Linked DNA regions of Homo sapiens: region 2 is linked to region 1. Evidence: chromatin loops called from intact Hi-C (ENCODE). Cell type or tissue: CD4-positive, alpha-beta T cell. All regions are shown on one strand. Each heading gives the region's core, and the rest is flanking DNA. Links, peaks and the distances in the headings are about the cores only.

Region 1 (10,500 bases), core at 4,719-7,218:
TGGCTCATAGTAAACATTTTCTATTATCAATTGCTCTCATTGATACTATCATTGTGCTTGATTTTGTTGTAATGAAACTCCCAGATTGTCAGCTAGTGTCTTTGTAAGGACCAAAGAGGTACTGTTTGGGACACATATCAAGGTGTGCCTACTTCAGGCAACTGAGCAACATGGAGATTCTGGAGTGGGGAAAAATTTCAGCTTCAAGTACACCTTGTTACCCACAGACTTCTCTGTAATCCATTCTTGTGTTCTTTTCCCACTTCCTCTAGCAGACAGATGGCAAAGAGGAATTCATTCTAATTTTCTTTTTTCCTCTAGCCCAGACCTTTTAAACTTGGTGCAGATTCTTTCTGGGAAACAAACAGATCTGTGATTTGTCTGGATTAAGTAAATAGCTTCAACAATTTCTAATCTCACATAATTTAAAAATAACAAATTTCTTTTAAAAGAAGCAGGGCAATGTGCAATTTTTCCCCTTTTACATGACTTTTTGCTTTTAGTTTGCACTAGCAATTTCTTCACTGAGGTCTCAGGCCTTGTACTTAGGCCTGCCATAGGCACTGAGCTCAAGGAAAAGCTCTTTTGAGGAATAATGGAGCTCCCACTGCTCCTGCACATGCTCCCTCCTCAGGAAACTCAGAGTTCTCTTTCCTCCTGATGAGGCTTGGTGGGTGACCTGGTGCTGAGTTTCTGCCCTCTTGAAATTTTATGACCAGTGATAGAAAAGAAGTGGGTAGAATTCACATCTATTCTAAAATTAGCTCACAGAAATAAGTTGGGGAAAGCTGGTGAAGTCTCTAGACGCATATTCCACCCGCTACAACCTTATTTCTCTTAGATAGATTCCTACTAATTCCCCTTTTGCACATTTTCTTTAGTCCTTACAATATTAATACTAATGTCAGGTAGGCATCAGTATCCTCATTTTCTAGGTAAGGAAATGAAAGCTTAGGGATAAATAATTTGCCTTGGAATATATAGCTTGTAATTCTCAGCTTGTTCATATCTAGCTTATTTTTGCTTCATTTATTTATCAGAGATTGCAGGTAATATAACAGGAGCACTCTTATGCTTACTGAACAAGGTCTATAAGGAAAGCCTTTCTAATCATCCAACTCTGTTTTCAAATTCCCTTTTCCACACAGATCAAAACTTATAACAATACACACACACACACACACACACACACACACATCTTATGCAATAAATGATGCCAATACCAGCTCCTCCACACCCCAAAGATTTAGGGAAAGTCTAACTTTGAGCCTCAGCAGCCCCTTCTTCCAAATTCACACTTTCTCCCATGACAGTCTCACTCATCTAAGCTTTTCTTTAGAAGAAAAAGCATCCTGCCATGTGGCTAAGGGCAGGGGCTGTGTTTTGGTAGAGAGGAGCAGAGATAACCTTTTATCCCAAGAGTGGGTGCTTTTGTTTGGTGGGAGAGTTGGCTGGCTGACTGCTCCATGTCCACTTTGACCTGATATGGAACTTGCAAGCCTTGGAAGCTGTCAAGGGTGCCAAACAGTTGCAACTTCTTTGTTGGATCAAGGGTATATCCACATTTCACAAGGGAGTACTATATTGCATTTCAAAATAATTTTCTCAACAAACTTATTTTTTTGTCTATTAATTTTAATTTTTAAAAGTAAATGTAGGGATTGAGGATGTTGTGGTGTGATAATGGCAATGTGGTTATTTAAGAAAATATAAGTTTTTAAAGAGATGTATACTGAAATGTGTATGGATGAAATGTTGTATTAGCTTTAGCATACTCTAGCAACAATAGCAATGAAAAAACCAGACAAAGCAAGTAGGAAAAAATCTTGATAATCACTGACTCTGGTTGTTGGATAAATTGGGGTTAATTTTACTGTTGGTTCTACTTTTGTCTATATTTTTGACATTTTTCATACTAATAATTTAAAAGAAAATGTGAAAGTGTGAGCCTGTAAGAAGATGTGTAGAGAAGGCAACAGTGTCATTTCCAACTTCTACTTTTTTGAGTATGTTTATTTTATTCTTTATAATAGAAATGTGAACTTACTCTCTGAGTCTCAGTTTTATTCATCACTTGTTTTACAGTCACCTATATTTTTAGAAAGTGGTAAATGGGTCGTGAAATCCAACAAACAATGAGAAGGAGTGTAATTTCTAAAAGATTGAAACCCTTTATTTGGGTCTCTGTCCTGTTGCTTAGAGCAGAAGTTAAAGTAGTTGTTTAAGCATTAAATAAAAAGCAGATGTTTACGTAAAAAAGAACAACTAAAAACAGGTATAAGAAACACTTTGGTGTTTATTATAAGTGATATAATAATAAATAATGACATGATACATAAGAGTATACAACATTAACAAAAATTATTTTAACAGAATATTATAAATATTGATGATAATCCTGTAGGTTATTATAATTTTCAATATAAAACATATAATAAATATTGATATCCCACCGTCATGTTGATAGCTCTGTGGACAATTAAGGAAGCCGCAGTAAGCCTTGTGATCCCCAGCCTTCTTTCAGGTGATGTATTAAGTCAGATTAAGCTGGGTTATGCTGTGGTAACAAATCTCGCTTGCTTACCCAAGATCTGTGTCTTTCATGTTACAAGAGCTTGTGAAATAGACATCAAAGCAAGTATGTTTCAGGTTGCCACTGCAGAGGAGGAGAGAACTGGAGGGTCATTTGTCCCGAAGTAGGATGTATTCCTTTTACGTATTTGCCCACGGCTATTCAGTGAGCAGTAAATGTCTCTGCCACAGGTGGGTATATGACAAATGTAGCCCCACCCTAGATCTGAATCTGCTATCACTTCTGGCTGGGAAAATCCAAAAAGGCTTGGGAAAGAAGTATTGTTTTTTTTTTTTTTTTTTTTGAAACGGAGTCTTGATCTGTCACCCAGGCTGGAGTACAGCAGAATGATCTTGGCTCTGTGCAACCTCCACCTCCCGGGTTCAAGTGATTCTCTTATCTCAGCCTTCCGAGTAGTTGGGATTACAGGCGCCCGCCACCACACCTGACTAATTTTTGTATTTTTAATAGAGACGGGGTTTCACCATGTTGGTCAGGCTGGTCTCGAACTCCTGACCTCAAGTGATCTGCCCTCCTTGGCCTCCCAAAGTGCTGGGATTACAGGCGTGAGCCACCTCGCCCAGACTGGGAAAGAAGAATTGTTTCTGTGGGATCTAGATTGAACAGTCTCTAGAGAAGCAGTGCTGGGAGTGACGAGTCACACTGCAGATAAAGGAAGAGCACAGAAATAATAAAGGACTAAATGTTTTAGAGATTTATTTTGCTAAAAAGGACAGGCTCTTTAGGAAGTTCTGTGAATAAAGACTGAAAATCTTTGTTAGTTTGTAGAGAGTCACACATACCATGCTAAGGGATTTATACTATGGACAAACTTACTGAAAGTGTTTGAAACTTGAACTGATACTATGGAATAGGAAGGGATAGTCTAACCATGCCATGCTATGGATAAGGGTTCCCCAATCCTAGGAAAGTAAGGACACTTGCCCACAGCCATATAGCTAATTAGTAAAAGAACCAAGTTTAACATCCATTCTCTGATTCTAAATTCAGATTTGTCCAGCTACCCTATGATTTGGGAAGATTAATGTGGAAGTGGTGCACAGCATGGATACCATGGTGGGGAGGCCAGAAATGGGGGGCCCAATTTAGAGGATATCCTTTTTTCTAAATGAAGGAGGAAAGACTCTGAATTAGATCAGTTATTAGAAGAAACAGATAATTATGTGATTGGTGTTAGAGGGTCCTTTCTCATTCCTTCATAATTCCATATACAAGAAATTCAGCTAAATTATACTCCTACCTCTGATGAGATTGGGAGGAAAAAATGAACATGTGTAGCTTCACATCACATTATCTCTCCTTATTTTCCTCCTCTGCTGTGCAGTGAGGAGGGACTGTGGTGGTCAAACTTAGCTTTGACTGCGTGGATGAGTTTGATTCTGTGTCAGGGAGGAGAGTGTTAGTTAGCATGCTCATGTGGCCATAAAACAAGCCACATTTTTAAACTCACTATTATCAGTAAGAAAGCTATTACCTAGTTACCATGTGTGTCTTTCATGAGTCTTATTTCTCAATTGGCTCTGAACTCAGGAGAAGAAAGACTGGTTATTTATTATCCCCTTCAAATAGTACTGAAAGGAGTAGAGGCTGTAAAAAGAGAATTATAGAATTTTAAAATGAAAAAAACGAAACAAAACAAAACCTCAGAAATCATCCAGGTCAACACCTTCTATTTAAACAAAGAGGAACTGAGTTCCAGAAAGTTTGACATACCTGCATTTAACTGTTGAATCGACCTCAGAGATCTTTCTCCTACTAGATTATGGATTAGATGGTAGTGGGAAAAGAACAAACTACAAATAGAAATAAGAAACTAGCAGCATGAGCAGCAGGAAAATGGAAATGTCAGCCCGGAGCTATTAAATTGTTTAAGAGATTTAGTTTTCTTCAGGAAATTTTTCTGTTTTGGTAACCAAATGTCTTGCTAATTCATTTATGCTTTCCACCTTTAATGGTATGTATTGAAAGTCCTTCCCCTCCTCCATGTCACATAAACATGTACTGAGAAAATACAAGTAAATATAGAGAATGCAAGTAAACTTACATGGCATGCATAGAAAATATAGATAAATACTTATGGCTTAATTTTTTAATAAAGATTTTAATCTAACTGGAATTTTGGTATATGGTTTGAATTAGGTGTTTAAATATTCATATCAAAATATTATTTACTGGAAAATCCATCCTTTTCTTATGATTTAAAGTGCCAGCTGTATCATATACCACCTCATATATGCCTGGGACTATTTCTGAACTGCCCTTTTTGTCCATCAATTTGTCTGGCTGCATCTTTGACAGTTCCACTCTATTGTAGGCAGTATTGGACTTCACATGAAAATCATCATAGTCAGCATGGGAAAAGGTCAGGCGTTGGATTCCAACATATGTGGGTTTGAATCCTGGCTATATCACTTATAGAGGTATGTCCATAACTAAGTGAATGGACCCTCTTTGAGCCTCAGTTTATTCATCTGAAGAGTAATAAGAATTACTCCTAACTGACAGAATTGCTCTGAAGACCAGAGAAAATACATATAAAGTGCTTGCTACTCTTTCCTGCACAAAGAGAAGAGCTACCATTATCATTGGCTTCTGAATGATGGGGAAAGAGATGAGGTTTATGAGGGACAGAGAGAAGAGGAAGCCCAAGAACAGTGCTTTGAAGGATACTTTATTTAGAAGAGAAGAGGGAGGCAGAGGAATCTGAAAGAAATAATGGAATGTTAGAAGAGGGGAAAAAGAAGTGTCAGGCTAAAGAAGGGGGAAAAAAAAGATTAGTCAATAGTGTCAAATGTCTTGCATCAGTCCAGAGAGATGAATGCTGAGAAGAGGCTAGTGTTTAGAGTGTCACCTTTTACTTCCTTTAAGATGACATTTTCAGGGTTATGCCTGGGCTGAAGCCAGGAAAGTGTCATCATGGTTAACTCCATTTTCTTGTTCTTATTGGCCTGTTTATTTTAACTGACCTTATGTGTATCTGTATGTTATGACTGTTTGTGAGAAACCAAAGTCAATTCAACATCAGCCATCACCAACCTGAGAGTCTTCAGGACCACTGCTACAACTCATCCCCCAACCCAATAAAGCAAAGCCCAGGTTTCCTAAGACGACATTTATAACCCTCATGATCTGAGCCTAAGGACTATCTCAACTTCATTCCCTGTCACTGTTTGTTATGTATCTTTTGCCCCATTCCAAAGGAACCTGTTCTTACACACTGCTCTGCCTTTTCTCAAGCTACTGTTTACCTATGTGGAATGTTAGCTCCCTATATTCAAGGCCCTGGTCCAATGCCACTGTTTTCACATGGCCCTCCTTTTCTTGGCTAAAAGAAATATTCAATGTTTCATTTTCAGTCTTTCGAGACCAGCCTGGCCAATGTGGTGAAACCCCATCTCTACTAAAAATACAAAAAAAAAAAAAAAAAATACACACACAAAAAAATTATCCAGGAATCATGGCGCATGCCTGTAGTCCCAGCTACTCAGGAGGCTGAGGCATGGAACCTGGGAGTCAGAGGTTGCAGTGAGCCGAGATCTGGCTACTGCACTCTAGCCTGGGCAACAGAGCAAGACTCCGTCTCAAAAAAAAGAAAAAAAAATGTAATGGGAATTCTCAGGCCCTATCCCTCCAGTGGTCTAGAGTAGAGTCTAGGACTTTGTATTTTGACCTGCATTCTAGCTGATAATGATGCAGTAGTAAGGGACCGCACTGAGAAACATTTTTGTATTTAATTTTTTTTTTTTTTTTTTTTTTTTTTTAGAAATGGGTCTCACTCTCTTACCCAAGCTGGCTGGAGTGCACTGGCGTGATCATAGTTCACTGCAGCCTTGAACTCCCGGGCTCAAGATATTTCTCCTGCTGCAGGCTTCTGAGTAGGTAAGACTACACACACATGCCACTACACCCATCTAAGTTATTTTATTTTTATTTTGTAGAGATGGAGTTTGCTATATTGCACAGACTGGTTTTGAACTCCTGGTCTTCAAGTTATCTTCTTGCCTTGGCCTCCCAAAGTGCTGGGATTACAACCCTGAGTAACCATGCCTGACCCATTTTTGTATTCTTTAAGGGAGTTATTTCTTTCTACTTTGTATTACACACTACATGTTTTGCAGAATGGTCTCTGGAACAACTTGCCTGTATCTGTCCTAGCTTACACATGTTTCCGATGAATTGAATTTCTGTGCACCAAGGGTTTTAAAGTTGGAAAGGGGCTCTATGTTGGTTGGTGAACCACATCCAAAGAGGGAAGCAGCATTAATTATCCATCTTCCTCTCCTCCCAGCTATGGCTCCAGGGTAGGACCTTAACAGGTGCAAGAATGCCTCTTGCTCAGCATGACAGACATTGGTGATGACTTGAGTCACAAAGATGGTCACATAATCATCTGAACAGGAAGGAAAATCCTGCTATAGTGTCAGTGGAATTGTGTAAGTGTAATTGTGTCAGTGGAATTGAGTTTGGGTGAGCCAGTCCAGAAACTATTCTACATAACTTTTTTACCTTGGAGATGAAGACTTTTGAGGGAAGGATTTGTGTCTGGTTTGTATTAGTCTTCACATAGTATTCAACACATTTCTGTTGAATGAAAAAGAGAGTAAATATATGCTACTTTGATCTGGGAAAACAAGCACATTAGTACTCTGAAGCCAATTCCAAGATGGGTTGGGAGGGAGTGACTTTGATTAAATGACTTATCCCCACATGTGCTCTGTTCTTTTTTTGTAAATGGAAACTTGTGATGCCTGTCTACTATATATTTTACTTTTTTAAAAAAACCATAAGGTATGTTAAGCCTCTTGGCTATGTGTATTTCATAAACATTTTGCATTATTAATAAGCTTTTACTTACAATTCAGTTATGTCTGCTAAATTCAATACTGTAAATCCACATCCAAGTTTATAAAGAATAATAAATTTGATGATTGCTTCTTGCATTTTGCTTGAAAAGGGTTATTCTAGCTATTTCCTTAATCATACTTCTTTAGAGAAATTAAGGACCATGGGAGACCAGGTAACATAATTTTCAAAGAAATTTCTGTCAAGTCTTGTTTCGAACCCCATTTTCTGCCCTGAGCTTCAGCTTTCTTATCCGTAAACTGGAGTTAATACCTGCCTCTTAGGAGAGTGAAGATAAAATAAAATAATGTATGCAATGTGTGGGGCTTGGCCTGTTATTATTTGGCAGATGCAAAGGCAGATACACTGAAAGGCTGAAATGGAATTGCTATTGGAAAGTGAACTAATCAAAAGGCACCTTGAAATCTGTACATTGATTTAGAAAATTTAAATTGCAACTTTTCTTAAATATGTAGTATGCAAATCATTGTACAATTGTATTCTGAAGAATAGTAGCAAGTGGTAATAATTTTTATTATCTCATGCCACCTGGTGTCTTGACCAAGTTACTACAATCCGTAATTGTGACTTTTTTGGGCGGGTGGTGGGGTTTGTTTTCTTCTGTTTTCCAGAGAGATAAGGCATCTTCCATAATTATGAATTCTTAATAAAAACAATCCTAGTTAATATTACTAGACTTTTCTTCTGGAACTGGCACATATACATCTTTTACATGTGTTTACACATGTAAATTAATTCAACAAATACTTATTGAGCGATTGGTATGTACAAGTAACTTGTATGTATCATGTGATTTTGTCATCATGACATCCTTCTAGGTAGTTTTAATGTTCTCTCCATGAGACTTGACGGGTTAAATGATACACTCAAGGTCATTCAGCTAGAAACAGAGCTGGTATCTAAACCAATTACTTATCTCACTGTGTCTATTATAGCATATAACAGTTAATTTACACTAACTTATTTGTACAGCCAGTTTTCTTTTACAAGATGATCCTTTGAATATAGCAACCCTATGAAGAATCTTTAATAGAGTTGCTTTCTTTGGGGCTGAATGTTTATTCCATTTTAATTTCTCTTTTAAGTTTTATCTTTTTGTTATATCTTTTAGTTATATCTCTTTGAAAGACTTTTTAGTGGTTGCTGTAGGAATTGTAAGGAATTATTGCTCTAGGGGTCTCATTCTTAACGTATCACTTCTACTTAGATTTAATATCATATTACTTCATGCAAACTGTAAGAACCTTGGAGAGTATAATTCCATTTATACTCCACCCTTTATCCTATTATTGTCTTATATTTTACATGTAAATACATTACAAACCCCACAACACAGTGTTATAATTTTTACTTCATTTATTTTATTTTTTTATTTTTGTTTAAAGATGGGGTCTTGCTATGTTGCCCAGGCTGGTCTTGAACTCCTGGGCTTAAGCAAACCTTCCACCTCAGTCTCCCAAAGCACTAGGATCATAAGAGTGAACCACCACATCCACCTATAGTTTTTACTTTAAATACTCATTTGTCTTTTAATGGAATTAAGACATGAAAAAAGATGATACCTTTTATATTTCCTCACCTACTTATGGCTTTTGATCCTTTTCACTCCTTTCATCTAAAAATCATTTCCTTTCTTTCATTTCTGGTCTGGTAATTTGATTCTTCTCTTTTTCTCTTGGTCAATCTAGCTTAAAGTTTGTCGATTTTTTTTGATGTTTTCAAAAAACCTAGCTCTTGTTTCCTTCCTTCTGATTGCTTTAGACTTAGTTTATTCTTTTTTCCCCCCGGTGTCTTAGGCCAGGAATTTGGGTTATTGGTTTGAGATCTTACTTCTTTTTAAATCAGGCATTTACAGTTGTAAATTTTCCTCTAAGCACTACTTTAGTTACATATGTTTTAATATGTTGTATCTTCATTTTTATCCATCTGTAAGTATTTTCTAATTTCTTGTATCAGTCTGTTGTCACACTCTTATGAAGAAATACCTGAGACTGGGTAATTCATAAAGAAAAGAGGTTTAATTGGCTCACAGTTCTGCGGGCTGTACAGGAAGCATGGCCGGGGAGGCCTCAAGAAACTTGCAATCATGGCAGAAGGTGAAGGGAAGCCAGCACATCTTATGTGGCTAGAGCAGGAGGAAGAGAGATGGGGGGAGGTGCTACACACTTTTTAAACAACCAGATCTTGTGATAACTCACTGTCGTGAAAGAACAGCACCATGGGGGGAAATCTGCCCCCACAATCCAATCACCTCCCACCAGGCCCCACCTCCAATATTTGGGATTACAATTTGACAAGAGACTTGGGCTGGGACACAGACCCAAACCATATCATTTCCCTTTGATTTATTTTTTGACCCATTTGATTTGTAATTTAATTCTTTATTCCATTGTGGTCAGAGGACATACTTTGCATTATTTCTATTCTCTTTTTCCTTTTTGTTTTAGAGATGGGGTCTCACAATATTGCACAGGCTGGAGTGCAGTGGCTATTTACAGGTGTAATCATAGTGTACTACAGCCTGAAATCCTGGGCTCAAGTGATTCTCTTGTCTCAGCCTCTTGAGTAGCTAAGGCTATAGGTGGACACCACCATGCATAACTCTTTCTATTATTTTAAATGTATTGAGGTTTACTTTATGGCCTAACACATACTGTATCTTGGAGAAGGTTCTATATACACCTGAGAAAAACATATAGTCTGGTGTTTTTAGGTGGAGTGTTCTATAAATACCTGTTAGGTCTAGTTGGTTTACAGTGTGTTTAAGTCTTCCATTTCCTTGCTGATTTTCTGCCTCGTTGTTCTACCCACTATTAAAGTGAGTTATTGTAGTTCCAACCATTGTTGTAGAATTGTCCATTTCTCCCATCATTTCTGTCAGTTTTTGCTCCGTGTATGTTGGTACTCTGTTGTTAGGTGCATATATGTTTAAAATTGCTTATATTTTCCTTATGAATTGACCCTTTTGTCTTCATAAAAGTATCCTTCTTTATCTGTAGAAACCGTATTTTTGTTTTAAAGTCTATTTTTTTCTAATATTAGTA
Region 2 (8,957 bases), core at 3,012-5,511, 140 kb before region 1:
GGCGGCGGGGATGCGGCAGAAGGCAGGGCCAAGCGGAAGGCGTCGTCAAGGTTCCCGGGAGAAAGACGAGGAGGTGGAGGAGGCCCAGCCGCCAGCACAGTGCGCTGCACCAGTCTGCAGCCTCGCGCAGCCGCCCCTCCAATCTCCTCAGCCGGCGTCACGTGGCCGCGCGCGGGGGCGGGGGGCCGGCCGCCCCTCCTCCCTCCCTCCCTCCCTAGTATTGGGACTCGCTGGCGTAGGGATGCTGCGCTCAAGGGTGCGACGCCAACTGGGCTCGCGCAGGCGCGCGCCGTCGAGCGGGAGCGGGACACCTGGGCTCCTCCTTGGCCCCTCCCCGCACAAGTCGCCTCATTAGCCTTCCCCGCCCCTGTCCCGGGCATCGGCCCCTGCGGAGGAGTTCACCGCCTCCCCACGGGTGATTTCTTATCCGCCCCGGATACGTCCTGGGAAACAGGACACGGGAAGAATGGGTGTTCTGTGGGCAAAGATGAGGTAGGCGTGGTGCTTTGGTCCTTACCTGACACTCACCTCGATTTCACTTGTGTTCCTGTTTCTTTGACCTCCACCAGCACATGCCTGTCACCATGACAAGAGAAGTGCATGTGTTATGCCTCTGAAGAAGTGAAGGGTATTTGTCTTCCATGCTTCAGCGATGGAGAATAGACTTTGGGGTCGACCCATGAACAAATCAACATATAATTGCATGAATGCTTGCATGTGTTTTGTAGACTCTTTTACTATACATGGAATGAACAAAGCAATATAATTGTGCTAAATTAGGCCATTAGTAGTTCAGAGAAGAGGGAGAACCGAGAGGGGCTTACAGGTGAAGTCCGCTTGAACCTGAAGAAGTTGAGGTGAATCTGAAAAAGATAATCGCTCAAGAGGCAAAGGGCAATTTAGTGTAGAGAGGAAAACAAAGTAATTGTGGCTATTTTGAAAAATTGTTTAGATAAGGTATAGGAGAGCCTACCCTTGAAAAGTAAAAAAAATACAGTACTTGGAATTCATAATTTGATGGTTTCTCACATAAAACAAGATTTTTGAGAATAGTCCTTTCATCTACTTGTTTTTTAAATGTGTCACCTACTTGTTTAACCTTTTCTCCACTTGCTCATTTTGGATGCTACATTTTAAAGACCAGTGAGTCAAGTGTCTTATTGTTCCTGCCCTTTCACACTGTTAATGTGAATACTATCTTTTATCATACTGAAATGATCTATTTCCCAATTGACCTGGTTATATATTGTCTATATTTTATATTGGAAGCATCCTAGATGGTAAGAATTATTTTTGGTTGCTTGATGAGTACCTAACCCAGTGCTATAAACAGTAATTAATAAATATTTATGATGACAAAAATATAACATGTCTTTCAGAGAATAATAAGGATTATTGTGAGTGGCAGGAACTTTATTGCCGAACTAAAGCAAACACAGACTTCTTTAAATGCCCTATTCTTGAAATTAACCAAATAAAATGTTAATTTATTAATTTGTCAAATATATTTGCAAATCTAAAGTTTTCTGGATTGGAATGACAATTTCTCAAGTCTCAATCCTAAATTATGTGTAACAGATTCTAGTAGCTATATAAAAAAAAGAAATCCAGTCAAGTCTCTTCATTTAGGGAGTGGATAAATACCCATTCATTTACAGTGATGATCTAACAAAGTTCGGATTAGTTCGAGCTTCACCTAAAAATTTGATTACTATTTCTATATTGTGGAATCCTGGAGTTTTTAGGGAGAACAGATCTCTACCCATACTTCCATTCACACACGCAAAACTGCAGCATAATACTTAATACAAGGAGAAATTGTTAAAACAGCTTCAGGTATTTCCCTGGTATTTCTTCTACCGTGGAGGTCAACTTAAGTCCCTATTCACTAGGGGGTGCCAGTCACGTATAAGAAAATCATAGATGAGATAACCTTCAGCTGGGAATGGCGGTCACACGGATATCACCGTGTCCACACTCCACCTGTAAGAGTAGAATGTTTATTTACATTTATAAGCTGTCTAAACATATACCAAGAACCAGAACATAAAACTTACCCAATCTGGAACCCTATTACCTGGCATGAATAAGTGGTTTGTAAATACCAGTGACTGCCCAGAACCAAAGCCTACCTTGTTTAGTTGTGCAAAGGGAGGGAAACCCGCATGTCTGCCACCTAGAATAACAGCCATCTAACCAAAATCTTGGTAGCATCATAACAGAGTAAAAGCAAATACAAGCAACAACAGCATCTGCAAACTTTGAGAACAGAGTTCTTTCATGTGGATCAAATGCAAATAGGATACAGTTACCTACAAAACCTAAAGGAGAGGACATTTTATCATAAATTTTTTTGTATAAAATAGCAATATTTTTTTCTTTTTAGAAACAGGGTCTCACTCTATCAGCTAGGCTGGATTGCAGTGGTGTAATCATAGGTTAGTGCAACATCGAATTCCTGGGCTCGAGCTATCCTCCTGCCTCATCCTCCTGCCTCAGCCTCCTAAATAGCTGATAGAGAAGGAGGACTGGCTGTGTTGCCCCGGCTGGTCTCAAATTCCTGCCTGCAAGCAATCCTCCTGCCTTGGCCTTCAAAACCACTGGGATTACAGGAGTGAGCCACCACACCCAGTACAAAATATTTTTAAATGTCCTACAGTCCATACAAGGTTAGCAACATAAATCAAGCTATCCATCTTTTTTTTCCTAGTCCACCTTTCCATGTTGGTAATATTGTCAGCAACCTCTGCTTTCAAAGAAAAGTGAACCTGGAAGCCTGTTGAGTCAGGAGTAAAAAGAAATAACCTAATTAAAGAGTTGTAGAGAAAGACTTTGAATCTTCTAGAAGTAAATTTTGCTACATGGATGCTACTTAGAGAAAATGGAGAAAATTGTTGATAACACTAACTACTATTAGTTCCAGTCTTTTGTTTTATTCTGCTCATTACTCCTCCCCCACGTTATAGCCATCATATAACACAGGTGCTTGACTAACTTGGAATTACAATGTTTTCCACGAGATATGTTTCATTCAAACTTTTAAAGATGTTTACCTTTTTGTTAGCTTGTATGAATTATTTTTATTTTATTTAAATGGACATAGATTATCCTGATAATACATTAGCACAGATAAAATAACAAAAAAAGAAACAAAATGAAAATCCCCCCTATAATTTTGTCTCCCATTCTAAATAAATTTTACATGCCTATATAAGCCTTTTTTTCTTAACACAGATGGTTTTTTAAAATAATGCTACTCTATAATCTGCTTTTTTAAAAATTTAATACATCAGGAATACTTTTCAACGTAATACCAAGTACTTAATATTCCATTATATGGATACACACTCATTTATGTAGCCATTTACCCTATAGATTAGCATTTAGATTGTTTCAAATTTGAACTACTGTATCAATTGGGCTATTAGTATCCACAATATGCAATTTTGTGCACTTGTTTAATAACTCTTAGCATAAATATTTACAAGGGAAATTTCTGGGTCAAAGGTTTGGGACTTTTTTTAGGGGTGGAGAGGTGGTTGTTTTTGTTTTGAGACGGCATCCCACTGTCTCGCCCAAGCTGGAGTGCAGTGGCCCAGTCTCGGCTCACTGCAACCTCTGCCTCTCGGGTTCAAGGGATTCTCATGCCCCAGCCTCCCGAGTAGGTGGGATTACGGGTGTGTGCCATCACACCCAGCTAATTTTTGTATTTTTATTAGAGACAGGGTTTCACCATGTTAGGTAGGCTAGTCTCAAACTCCTGGTGTCATGTGATCTGCCTGCCTTGGCCTCCCAAAGTGCTGGGAGTACAGGTGTGAGCCACTGTACCTGGTCAAAGGGTTTTAAGTTTACAAATTTTGACACATCGTGCCCACTTAACCTCCAGAAATGTACCAATTCACAATTCCACCAAAATTTATGAAAAGGTGCTCATTTCCCCACCCCATTCTCTTTACTGAATGTATGCTTTGTAATCATTACCAGTCTGAGAGGTAAAGATTGATATTTCATTGTTGCTTGACAGATTATCATGTTTATTGCAATTTTAGCCTTCTTTCAGGAATTGCCTGTTTGAATTCTTTAGACATTTTCCATTAGTTGTGTCTACTTTTTCTTATTGATTTATAAGACATCTTCTTATAATAAAGTTATTAACAGTTTGTCTGCATATGTTGCAAATATATTTTCCCAGTTTGCTATTTGTCTCTTACTAAATTTATTATAATGATTTTCAACTAGGCATATTGAATGCTGGGAATAAGTTAGGTTCACCCGCCACCACCTCCACCAGAATCATATATCAGAATGCCTTCTCAGCTTTGCAACCCCTGATGCATATTTCTAAGGTACATATGCTACTCCTTTCCTAAGAATGACAACTACAAATTACTTACATTGGATATTCATTGTTTTGGTGTGACCCAATATGTACACCCAATCTGTATTCTTTACCGGTCAAAGCCATTAGCCCAGTCTCTCTTCACATAGCCATGTTTCAAGGCCATATCCCACACTTTTAGTCATACATTCAAGCATATAGTGATAAGAGGGCCAAACCATGGTGGTTCTGCCCGTTTTTCCTGGCTTGGCTATACCAAGAAAAGTTTTGTCACTCTTAATTGAGTATTGTCTGAGTTGTGATTTCCTTCACTTACTACTCTAACATATCTGTCTTCATGGATATCAACAAACTTTGGTCCAAGAAATCTGGTAATAAATTCCAAGTGTTAATGGGGAATGCCTTTTCACCCTGCTCTCATATTCCTATTACTGAAGAGCAATCTGGTTTCAGGGTAGGAGAAGATAAAAAGAGCCTGAGGGGAAATAAACTCACCATGATAGAGGAAAGAAACCAGCTGTATTTCAAGGACTTACTTTTAAAAACCCAAGACATCAGAAAAATACTTGGTTCTAGGCAAGCATTTAGTTGATTCCAGAAGCTATCTCCTACCAGCCATCCCGATGACCCAGGAATGCTTCTTAAGGAAAATGGTTATATGTGAATAAATGCTTAAAAACTTTCCAGTAAATGAACCATAATTTTATGGACTCAGCAACTTTGCAGTAGGACTCACCTGCCTGTGAACCATACAAAGATAAATGACCCCCCTCTGATCTTGGAGAAACTGTCTTGAACCTGAAGAATCCATACACACTATACACAAAAGCAAATGTGAATAACAACTGAGGGAAAACATTGACTTCTGTAACATCACTTATATATCTGTTCCCTCTTTCTCATCCTTGTCGGTTTCTCCTCTTTTTGTGGCCTGTGAATGTTAAAATTCAATTATTTCTGGCTGCTTTACAAGTTTTTTTTTTTACTTATGTTATCCTTTCTGCCTAAACTATTATGATTGTTATTATTTTTGGCTGAGCACAGGGGACTTTATTGATGGTACACGACAACATGGGGCTCCCTAGGCCCCTCCCTCTTCAAGGGGTGTGCATGGAATGTGTGAGGAGGGAAGATTCAGTGTGGTGGGGAATGAGTGTGCCAGGGACTCCCCAACAGTGAGGGCCTCTTTCTTCCTCCTGTGCTCTCGCTGAGGCTGGTGGTCCAGGGGTCTTACTCCTTGGAGGCCATGTGGGCCATGAGGTCCACCACCCTGTTGTTGTAGCCAAATTCATTGTCATACCAGGAAATGAGCTTGACAAAGTGGTCGTTGAGGGCAGTGCCAGCCCCAGCATTGAAGGTGGAAGAGTGGGTGTCACTGTTGAAGTCGGAGGAGACCACCTGGTGCCCAGTGTAGCCCAGGATGCCTTTGAGGGGGCCCTCTGATGCCTGCTTCACCACCTTCTTGATGTCATCATATTTGGCAGGTTTTTCCAGATGGTAGGTGAGGTCCACCACTGACACGTTGGCAGTGGGGACACGGAGGGCCATGCCAGTGAGCTTACCATTCAGCTCAGGGATGACCTTCCTCACAGCCTTGGCAGCCCAGTAGTGGCAGGGATGATGTTCTGGAGAGCCCTGTGGCTGTCACGCCACAGTTTCCTGGAGGGGCCATTCACAGTCTTCTGGGTGGCAGTGATGGCGTGGACTGTGGTCATGAGTCCTTCCACGATACCAAAGTTGTCAGTGATGACTTTGGCCAGGGGCGCTAGGCAGTTGGTGGTTCAGGTGGCATTGCTGATGATCTTGAGGCTGTTGTCATACTTCTCATGGTTCACACCCATCGTGAACATGGGGGGATCAGCAGAGGGGGCAGAGATGATGACCCTTTTGGCTCCCCACTGCAAGTGAGCCCCAGCATTCTCCATGGTGGTGAAGATGCCAGTGGACTCCATGACATACTCAGTGCCAGCATCACCCCACTTGATTTTGGAGGGATCTGGCTCCTGGAAGATAGTGATGGGATTTCCATTGATGACAAGCTTCCCGTTCTCAGCCTTGACGGTGCCATGGAATTTACCATGGGTGGGATCATACTGGAACATGTAGACCATGTAGCTGAGGTCAATGAATGGGTCATTGATGGCGATAATATCTACTTTACCAGAATTACAAGCAGCCCTGATGACCAGGCGCCCAATACAACCAAATCCATTGACTCCAACCTTCACTTTCCCCATGGTGTCTCAGGGATGTGGTTGGCAATGCAAGAGAAGATGCAGCTGTCTGTCAAACAGGAGGAGCAGAGAGCCCTGCCTAAATTATTTCATGCACTCTCATAGCGTTGGTTACCATCTGCATTCATAACTCTCAGATATATGTGTTCAACCTAGATCTTCTTTCCAGCTCATGTATCTCATAGCTTGTGTGGTTCTCTTTAATGTAACTCAGGCATCTTGAAAATCAACATGTTAAAAACCTATCTCCCCCCCTCCCACAATCTGTTCTTCTTTCATATTTCCCTATTTCCACACATGCCAAAAGTGATCAATGACATTTTATAATATTCTCCCTTCCAACACACATCCAATTCATGACCACCTCCTATTAATTCTGCTTGCAAAATATATCTTGATTTTTTCCACTTCCCTCAGCTCTACTGCATATAATTTAACCGAAAATTCCATCATTTCTCTCCCACCTTAAACACTTCAAACTTCAATCACCTCATTTTTTTTTTTTTTTTTTTGAGACAGTCTTGCTCTGTCACCCAGACTGGAGTGCAGTGGCATGATCTTGGCTCACTGCGACCTCCGCCTCCCAGGTTCAAGTGATTCTCCTGTCTCAGCCTCTTGAGTAGCTGGGATTACAGGCACTCACCACCATGCCCGGCTAATTTTTGTATTTTTAGTAGAGATGGGGTTTCACCATGTTGGTCAGGCTGGTCTCGAACTCTTGACTTCGTAATTCGCCTGCCTTGGCCTCCCAAAGTGCTGGGATTATAGGCGTGAGTAACTGTGCCTGGCCTCAATCACCCCTTAACTGATCTCTCTGCATCCATTTATTTCCTCCTACAATTTATTCTCACACAGTACTTTGAGTATCTTTTAAAATTGCATGTCAGATGATGGCATTTCTCATCTTAAAATCTCTTAATATTTCTAGTACTCTCAGGAAGCTCCAAAGCCTCCACATCTAGAAGCTTAGAACATTGTAAATCTTTCTTCTTGCCTAATGAAAGTGTGATCTAGAATGCCTATCATTCCTTTACCACTTCTGCTTTTAGTATACAGGGAAGCTAATCAGGACCTCCTTCTGTTTCTCCAAAGAGCCAAGCTTCCCTTGACTCAGGGCTTTTGCACATAACTTTCTCCCTCTTGGAATACTCTTTCACAACCTCTGACTAGAGCTAATACCCACTTTACCTTAAATGTATGACCTAGGAAAACTCTGACTCCAATAACAAGGTTAGATCCCCGTTACACACATGTTCACGGTGTCTTGTACTTTTTTGTCATAGTATTTGTATCATTTAGCATTAGATATGATTACATATTACAGAAAAACCCAAAAGAAAAGTGCCTAAAGCAAAATAGAAGCTTTTTATTTTTCACTTCCTTAAAGGATGTCAGGATGTGGACAGACCAAAGTTAGTAGAGATAAAAGAGCCAGTAAAAGGTAAGCACGTAATAACAGACCTTTAAGATACATAAAGCAATATTTGACAGACTAAGAAAAAAATTAGACAAATTCAAGATTATTGTTATAGAATTTAATACCCCTATTATATAATTAATATAATAAATAGGCAAAGATAAATTATAATATAGAAGAGATGTATTACACTGTAAATCATTTGACCTGGTGGAGGCCAAATTCATGGGCATGAAACAATCACAAAGATCTATAATTTTATGGGCTGTTAAATAACTCTTAATAAATTTCAAATAGGAAATAATATAGAACTTGACCACAAGGGGATTAAATGGGAAATCAATAACAATGAAATATCTATAAAAAATTTTAAGGTCAAGCACAGTTGTTCACACCTGTAATCCCAACGTTTTGGGAGGCAGAGGCAGGAGGATCAATTGAGGCTGGAAGTTTGAGATCAGCCTGGGCACCTAGTGAGGCCCTGTCTCAACAACAGCAACAGAAAGTATCCAAACTAATTTATTGAGAGTTTTTAGCATGAAGGGCTGTTGAGTTTTGTCAAAGGCCTTTTCTGCATCTATTGAGATAATCATGTGGTTTTTGTCTTTGGTTCTGTTTATATATTGGATTACGTTTATTGACATGCGTATGTTGAACCAGCCTTGCATCCCAGGGATGAAGCCCACTTGATCATGGTGCATAAGCTTTTTGATGTGCTGCTGGATTCGGTTTGCCAGTATTTTATTGAGGATTTTTGCGTCGATGTTCATCAGGGATATTGGTCTAAAATTCTCTTTTTTTGTTGTGTCTCTGCCAGGCTTTGGTATCAGGATGATGCTGGCCTCATAAAATGAGTTACGAAGGATTCCCTCTTTTTCTATTGATTGGAATAGTTTCAGAAGGAATGGTAACAGCTCCTCCTTGTACCTCTGGTAGAATTTGGCTGTGAATCCATCTGATCCTGGAC

The links. A loop is a pair of places that touch in the nucleus more often than their neighbours do. Peaks named below come from ENCODE experiments on the same cell type or tissue, not always from the same donor. Only the 100,000 strongest peaks of a DNase experiment are listed, where the experiment ranks them.
Region 2: a loop joins it to region 1, with 6 times the contacts of the local background. A loop is called at or near these places in 69 of 110 quality-filtered maps.

What each region holds. Positions count from the first base shown.
Region 1 is chr6:80,086,239-80,096,738 of GRCh38, forward strand. No RefSeq gene overlaps it. Among named protein-coding and RNA genes, the nearest start is that of BCKDHB, 15 kb to the right of the region's middle. In CD4-positive, alpha-beta T cell, for the core only: no CTCF peak of the experiment used is centred there; no DNase peak of the experiment used is centred there.
Region 2 is chr6:79,947,436-79,956,392 of GRCh38, forward strand. LOC124901351 (a long non-coding RNA gene) reads left to right here and starts at 370. Exons shown (of 3, transcript XR_007059656.1): 1 at 370-492. ELOVL4 (ELOVL fatty acid elongase 4) reads right to left here and starts at 118. Exons shown (of 6, transcript NM_022726.4): 1 at 1-118. LOC124901350 reads right to left here and starts at 2,198. Exons shown (of 2, transcript XM_047419628.1): 1 at 2,133-2,198; 2 at 1-576. The coding sequence starts at 380. It also overlaps the pseudogene GAPDHP63. RefSeq lists a silencer at 178-227. In CD4-positive, alpha-beta T cell, for the core only: no CTCF peak of the experiment used is centred there; no DNase peak of the experiment used is centred there.